Regions from separate parts of the Mus musculus genome. Here regions 1 and 3 are each linked to region 2. The links are chromatin loops, found by intact Hi-C in ENCODE. Cell type or tissue: left cerebral cortex. All regions are shown on one strand.

Evidence for each region. Peaks named below come from ENCODE experiments on the same cell type or tissue, not always from the same donor. Only the 100,000 strongest peaks of a DNase experiment are listed, where the experiment ranks them.
Region 1: it touches region 2 in a loop (2.1-fold over the local background); 2 of 42 quality-filtered maps call a loop at or near these places.
Region 3: it touches region 2 in a loop (6-fold over the local background); 3 of 42 quality-filtered maps call a loop at or near these places.

Annotation. Positions count from the first base shown.
Region 1 is chr14:93,538,431-93,540,930 of GRCm38, forward strand. All of the region lies in intron 3 of Pcdh9 (protocadherin 9), which reads right to left. Among named protein-coding and RNA genes, the nearest start is that of Pcdh9, 350 kb to the right of the region's middle. In left cerebral cortex, no CTCF peak of the experiment used is centred here; a DNase peak (open chromatin) is centred at 1,339; H3K27ac peaks cover 481 bases.
Region 2 is chr14:93,712,717-93,715,216 of GRCm38, forward strand. The region is part of intron 2 of Pcdh9 (protocadherin 9); the gene reads right to left. Among named protein-coding and RNA genes, the nearest start is that of Pcdh9, 180 kb to the right of the region's middle. In left cerebral cortex, a CTCF peak has its summit at 945; a DNase peak (open chromatin) is centred at 1,080; H3K4me3 peaks cover 198 bases; H3K27ac peaks cover 1,951 bases.
Region 3 is chr14:93,816,357-93,818,856 of GRCm38, forward strand. The region is part of intron 2 of Pcdh9 (protocadherin 9); the gene reads right to left. Among named protein-coding and RNA genes, the nearest start is that of Pcdh9, 73 kb to the right of the region's middle. In left cerebral cortex, no CTCF peak of the experiment used is centred here; DNase peaks (open chromatin) are centred at 316, 1,270 and 1,348; H3K27ac peaks cover 842 bases.

The sequences.
Region 1 (2,500 bases), 170 kb before region 2:
GAAAGAACCCAGATGCCCCTCAACAGAGGAATGGATACAGAAAATGTGGTATATTTACACAATGGAATACTACTCAGCTATTAAAAAAATGAACTTATGAAATTCCTAGGCAAATGGATGGACCTGGAGGGCATCATCCTGAGTGAGGTAACCCAAACACAAAGGAACTCGCACAATATGTACTCACTGATAAGTGGATATTAGCCCAGAAACTTAGGATACCCAAGATATAAGATACAATTTGCTAAACACATGAAATTCAAGAAGAATGAAGACCAAAGTGTGGACACTTTGCCCCTTCTTAGAAATGGGAACTAAACACCCATTGAAGGAGTTACAGAGACAAAATTTGGAGCTGTGACGAAAGGATGGACCATCTAGAGATTGCCATATGCAGGGATCCATCCCATAATCAGCTCCCAAATGCTGACACCATTGCATACACTAGCAAGAATTTGCTGAAAGGACCCAGATATAGCTGTCTCTTGTGAGACTATGCAGGGGCCTAGCAAACACAGAAGTGGATGATCACAGTCAGCTATTGGATGGGTCACATGGCCCCCAATGGAGGAGCTAGAGAAATTACCCAAGGAGCTAAAGGGAACTGCAACCCTATAGTTGGAACAACATTATGAACTAACCAATACCCCGGAGCTCTTGACTCTAGCTGCATATGTATCAAAAGATGGCCTAGTCGGCCATCACTGCAAAGAGAGGCCCATTGGACTTGCAAACTGTATATGCCCCAGTACAGGGGAACCCCAGGGCCAAAACGTGGGAGTAGGTGGGTAGTGGATTGGGGGGGTGGGTATGGCGGACTTTTGGGATAGCATTGAAAATTAAACGAGGAAAATACCTAATAAAAATAAAATAAAATTAAAAAAAAAGAATTAGATAAATACAGTATTCATACACACACACACACACACACGCAAAAAACTTGTGCCCTGTTCATAAGTTAGTGTTTAATTTATAAAATATTAAGTCAGTGCCTGATGTAATACACTCTTAATGGAAAATTTATAAATGTCTAAAATATGACTAATTTTTCATCACCTATTTGTGAACAAATGCCAAGACACTAAAATGAAACCAAAAAATAAATAAATAAGTGGCTTTGTGTGTGCATGAAACATCGATTTCCCAGAAATTCTCTTGGTGGCAATAGAATCATTTCTGAAACTAGCATTTACCTCATGTTACGCTGAGAAACTCTGGTTAACATTTTCACAAATCTAAAAATATTTTACTCTTTTCTAAATTGAAACTGCTGGTTGTCATATTGTGCCTTGTATTTCCTTAATATGCTTCTCTTCCAAAAATGGTAATTGAGACTCCTTCCCTTTCCTCTCAAATGCCAAACAAATAAGGCACTAACCCTGATGCCAGCCTCCAAGTGTCCCTCCCAAATTTTCCCATTCATCAAGATCTGGCTCTGATTCCATTCCATTTTTAAACATGAGCAAGTTACATTTTTCTGCCTATATTGTAAATGAGTGCATTTATCCTTTAATTGCACATTAACAGCACACATAATTGCCCTCCAAATGTCATGTCTGCATGCATGACCTCCCCCCAATAAGACTAATGTTTAATAAATATCTGCTTAATTTTGCATGTCATCAAAGTATCTTCAAAAGTACATACTTATAGGTGATTTACTCATTCATTTAATTGCAAAATGTTGGCAGCTAGTGTTTGATCATAACAAAAACTAATGAGAAATAAGTCCTTTTAAAGCACAATATTATACACACATATATGTACATATATAAATAGATCATAAAAGTGTCACTAAAAAAGGACCTCAGTACAATCTACTTTAAGTGATGATAAATAATGTAGACCTCCTGAAGGCTTCCAAGTTTCTTCTTTCGTATGATGATTCACAGTCCACAAACTTAACAACTTCACACTATCTAGAGAATGACTTTCAAATGTCTTATCATGACATTCAGTGTCCTTCAGTGTCTAGATAAGATTAAACTTTTTCTCATATTTTTTTCATCTTTAATCTTACTTGCATACTACATACATTCAGTGAGACAGATCTTGCTATTTCCTGAAGCTCTTGACAGATTTTGATTCAGTATGCTCTCCCTTCCTGAAAAGTACTTTATATACATCTTTGTCCCCTCTTATGTTCTTATCAAATACCACCTGTTCCAGTAGTTGCAATCACTCCCTAACACCGTTGTAAAACTTGAGCACAACAGTAGTTGCTATAAGTTAAACTGTGTTCCTTTCTCTATCTTTTTCTTATGGGTATGATATTGTGGAGTACAGCCTGATATAGAATTGGTGTGTGTGTGTGTGTGTGAGAGAGAGAGAGAGAGAGAGAGAGAGAGAGACAGAGAGACAGAGAGACAGAGAGACAGAGAGAGACAGAGAGACAGAGAGAGACAGAGACAGAGAGAGAGAGAGAGACAGAGACAGAGACAGAGACAGACAGAGACAGAGACAGAGAGAGAAGAGAGAGAAGAAAGAGAGAGAAGAAAGA
Region 2 (2,500 bases):
CTAATGTTAAACTGGAAGGTTAATTTAAGGATCTACTTGGATTAATAATTTAAGACTACTTCCCTACAAGTCCTGAAAAACCTGTTAGCAGTTTCCATTCTACGTAAAGTATTTGCGGGGTTGGGAGCCATACTTTTCTTTCTTTCCTTCTTTCTTTCCTTCTTTCTTTCTTTCTTTCTTTCTTTCTTTCTTTCTTTCTTTCTTTCTTTCTTTCTTTCTTTCTTTTTCTCTCTCTCTCTTTCCTTCCTTCCTTCCTTCCTTCCTTCCTTCCTTCCTTCCTTCCTTCCTTCCTTCCTTCCTTCCTTCCTTCCTTCCTTTCTTTCTTTCTTTCTTTCTTTCTTTCTTTCTTTCTTTCTTTCTTTCTTTCTTTCTTTCTTTCTTTCTTTCTTTCTTTCTTTCTTTCTTTCTTTCTTTCTTTCTTTTTCTCTCTCTCTTTCCTTCCTTCCTTCCTTCCTTCCTTCCTTCTCTCTCTCTCTCTCTCTCTCTCTCTCTCTCTCTCTCTCTCTCTCTCTCTCTCTCTCTCTCTCTCAGTAATTGTTTCCCCCAAGAAGAGGAGGTTTGGGGTGTTTTGATAGAAACCCTGCCAAGCAACCTCTGTCACTGCGTGCATGCTTTATACCAAGGTCTTAACCTCAAAACTGCGGCTTAGGATGCATGAGAAATGAAAGTGAATGATCTTTAAGAGAGATCTCCATAACTCATTCATTTCAAAGAGATTCAGACATTTGTTCATCTGGTGGAGTCTAACAGCAGAGCTCCTCGTTCCAAACCTAGCAACAGAGTGTGGCGTGCAAACAGGGGCTTCGTGGCAGGCCTGGCTGTACATTTCTCCATCCGTAAATCCATCGATTTCTCGTGTGGTTAACAAACGCTGCATTTTGCAAGAAGGTACAGTAAATTTCAGATATAGGCCATAAGTGGCTGTGCAGAAAGCCCTTGCCCATATGCTCAGAGCCTGAAGTGACACTGTCAGGAAGGCAGGGGAGCAAGGCAGTGCTGCTGAGACGGATTAGCAGGCAGCCTGGCCCTTCTGTTTGTTTTTCGTGGAGTTGTGCAGTGAATCAGGGCATCAACTCCCACACAGATGTATATTCTCAGCCTTGGAGGAAAGAGGCCAAGAACAAAAATCAGACTGCACGGGAAAACAAAAATAACCATGGATGGGATAGAAGGATGGCTTGAGCATTTGTGAGCTGAATGGAGCTATGCTGGATGCAAGGCTTGCCACTCCAAAGCTATTTGGCTTGCACAGGAAGATCACGAAAGCCTACCTTTTCTCCATAGGTTTGTGTGAACCTTAGGAGTAGGACCTGCGCTTATTTATAGAGATTCCCCACTCAGTGACTCCCATAGTTTCTGCACACTGAAGTTATTCATATTCCCTTCTCTAGAGCTGAATTTTTCTGTAGGATCAGTTCTGTTATACTGACAGGCAAACAGAGGGACCCCTCATGGTTAGAGTTGTAAATAAAACTGCTGGAAGACTTTGCCATTTGGAAACACTTCAATATTTATTGTGCTGCCTTGTTCTTTGAGCCCTAGGAGGTCAAACTTGTAACCACCAGGGAATATTAAATTACTTGTTAAATGTATGTATTTTTGTAACCAGATATATCTGATAGTTTGAAATTAAAAATTGTCTATACTGAACTTCAACATTACTTAATCAGTATTTGTTTAAGGAAAGTTGTGTTCTAAAATATACTGCTCTTTGTGCTTAAGACATGAGAATGAATATTAAAAAATAATCTTAGTACAGATACCAGCACATTGTTATGGACAGAATATTATACCTGACATTAATACAATTGCAGACAATGTTTTATGGGTATAGATTGATAAACAAAGTGACTAAAAAGAGTAATGTTTAAATGAGAGAAAATGAAGAGACCAGCTTCTAAAATGTCTTTTTTTGCTTTCCATTGCTTTGCCAAACTACAGTGACCAAAAACAAATTGTGGAAACGGGATTTATTTTATCTCATAGTGTAATAGTTCATTACTGAGAAAAGACATGCTAGGGACTAGAGTATTCAAATGAAGTAAGGCCACTTAGGAACATGGGTTACTGGAAAGCTCCCAACGGCTTGCAGAGTAACACTGCCCACACTAGATTGGACACACTCACAGACAACAATAGCCAATAAATCAATCAAAACAAAATAAATGTCCCAAAGACATGCCTATAGGCCAATCTGATAGGGACATTCTTTCATGTGAGGTTCCAAGGTTCCCACTTCCCAGATATCCCTAGCTTTCATGAAATTAAAACAAAAACAAACAAAGAAAGAAACAAACAAAAAGAAAAACCCCCAAACCTACCACCAACAAAAAATTCTAAACAACACATGCATTATACCTCATATGGGAAAGCATTCTGGTTCCCCTGTTTAGAAAACAATAGAGCTATCTCAAGAAGCAAAATTAGTTGTCTCTTCACTTGTATAAGAGAAGGCCATGAGCTCAGGCGTCCCTTTTTCAATGATACCTTTATTTTAGGA
Region 3 (2,500 bases), 100 kb after region 2:
ACTTGAGGTAAATGATGATAAACGTACCTTTGATAAAGAACCCAGGGGGAACTACTACACTCTAATATCCTGTACTGAAAGAGATGGGAGACTCCATAGGAATCAATCTCATTTCAAAAAGCAACTAACCATTAGATCCACTTCTGTAAGCTGGCAAAACCATGTTCAAAAATAGTGGAAGCAGAGGGAAGAAAAATGAGTATCTTTTGCCTTGATCAACAGGGTGCCTGGGAATAGCCAAAAGTAAACAGTATTTTCATGGTCAGGAACTGTGTGTGTGTAAGTCCATGTACAGTCTCAGGAAATTATACCCAGAGTGGAGCTTCAGGGACATTCCCACGGAATTCTCAACATATTCACTTTAAAAATATTTCTATATTTTGAGATTATAATTACATCAACCCTCCCTCTTTTCAATCCCTTATGTTCTCCCATGTACCTCCCTGCTATTTTTAAAATTCATGGTGTCTTTTTTTAAATTGTCATTGCCTGTGTGTATGAGTGTTCCTAAATATATAAATACAACTTGCTCAATCTGTATAATGTTAAATTGTTTGCATAGTTTTTCCTTGCTTATATTTAAGGCACAAAGCTTAGATGGTCCCAGGTTTGCATATTATTTTTGTTTTTGTCAAATTGTTTTAATTTTAAAAATAAAATAATATTACATTATTTCTCTACTTGCCTACCCTATCTCTTTCCCCATCTCCATCCATTTTCCTCTCTTAACAATATGGGCTATTTTTCTTTGTTACTTTTAAACACACACACACACATGCACACAAATGCATACATATATGAATACAACCTGTTCATTCTGCTTGATGTTATCTACATGTACATGATTTCAGGGCTGAGCACTTGGGACTAGATAACAAACTGAGTGGAGGAGGATCTTCCTTGGGGTCGCTTTATCTCCTGCTCTTGGCAGTCTTTGGTCCTCTGTAGCTCTTTGTTTGGGGACAGGGCCCTGTGACAACTTCCTTTCTGTCTAAGGATGACTATTAGCCTTGTGTTAATCCATTTATTGTGTAGGTAGCCATGTTGTTGAGTGCTCATGTGTGCAACTTCCCTGTCCCTTCTCAGAGACACACTGTCACACAGACTTCCTCCTCCTCTGGCCCTCAAGACATAATTCTTTTGTTGCAGGGATGGAGGTAAGGGTTTGTAAGGAATACTTTTCCATCTCTGAAGATAGATGTCATAACTTACATAAGCAAAGCTGGAGTGTTATTTCACAGATCCCTCCAAATTTTATCTTCTTAGAAAGGCCTTACAAGACCTCTGTGTGTTGTGTTTGTTCTAAGAATTGTCAATTTTACATTAAATAAAAGCACGAGCTGCCTTTGGAGGTAAGAAAATTCCATGCCCCGAGAATAAACCTGTGTGTTTTACTGTTGATAGGAACTGGAACTGTGCCAAGCAGGGAACTAATGAATTACAACTTGGCAGCACTCCTCGGCTGACACAATTTCCTTAAAATTTATGAAATCTCCTCCTTTCAGAAACCCACTCATGCCGAAGGCCTCTTTGTACCTCTCAGAGTAAAAAGGCAAGATACTGTTAGACTTCAGATTTCACCTTATTAGTGAAGTTAAACCTAAGAACAACATATTTTTCCAGACTCAATCTATGAGAATTTCTTAAATTTTGCCACAGTAGCAAATTCATTCAAATCATCATAGCCTTGATAAATTACAGAATATATCTAAATCTTCACTTATATCAATATTGTTCACAAAGGCAGGAATTCAGACTTTGAGAAAATGTCTGCCAACAAAAGATGTCTGCTGATATTCTGGACAGGCAGAGTTATTGGCAGTGCTAAGAGTTGATAAGAAATTTTTTAATATGAATTAACTGCAGCAATTTTAATATCAAATTACTGTTCTAGTAATCTAAACTTATATACAAATGTTACTGAAAAATAATACGATTTCATTTTATGCTAGAGTTACAATTTATGAAATATTTTAATGCTAATATTTTCTAACTTAAGGACAGAGAGAAATAACTTTCAAATCATAAAAATATTAGGTGTTCTATCAGCTTTTAAATTATATTCAAAAATCAAAATTATATAATTCTTTGGTGTATTATAATCAGCTCTTTGATTGCATATATTAATAATAAGTATGAATTGATCTTCAATAAAATAGAATTTTTAAAACCCACAAAATGTCATTCCTTGATTGATTTGAAGAAAAGGTTTATCATTGAAGATACATTTCATTTTAACAAATTTATATATATTGTACATATGTGTGTATGTGTATTTTACCTGTCTGTATGGCTCTATAATGTTGTCCTCGAGTTATAGACAGTTGTGGGCTGCCATATAGGTGCTGGGGATTGAATTTGTGTCCTCTGGAAGAGTAGTCAGAGCCCTTAACTGCTATGACATCTCCTGGTCCCATATAATACTTTAAATTTTACCATTTTAGAAACTGAAGAGATGACTCAATCAATGAAGTGTTTGCTATAAAATTGTGGAGCACTG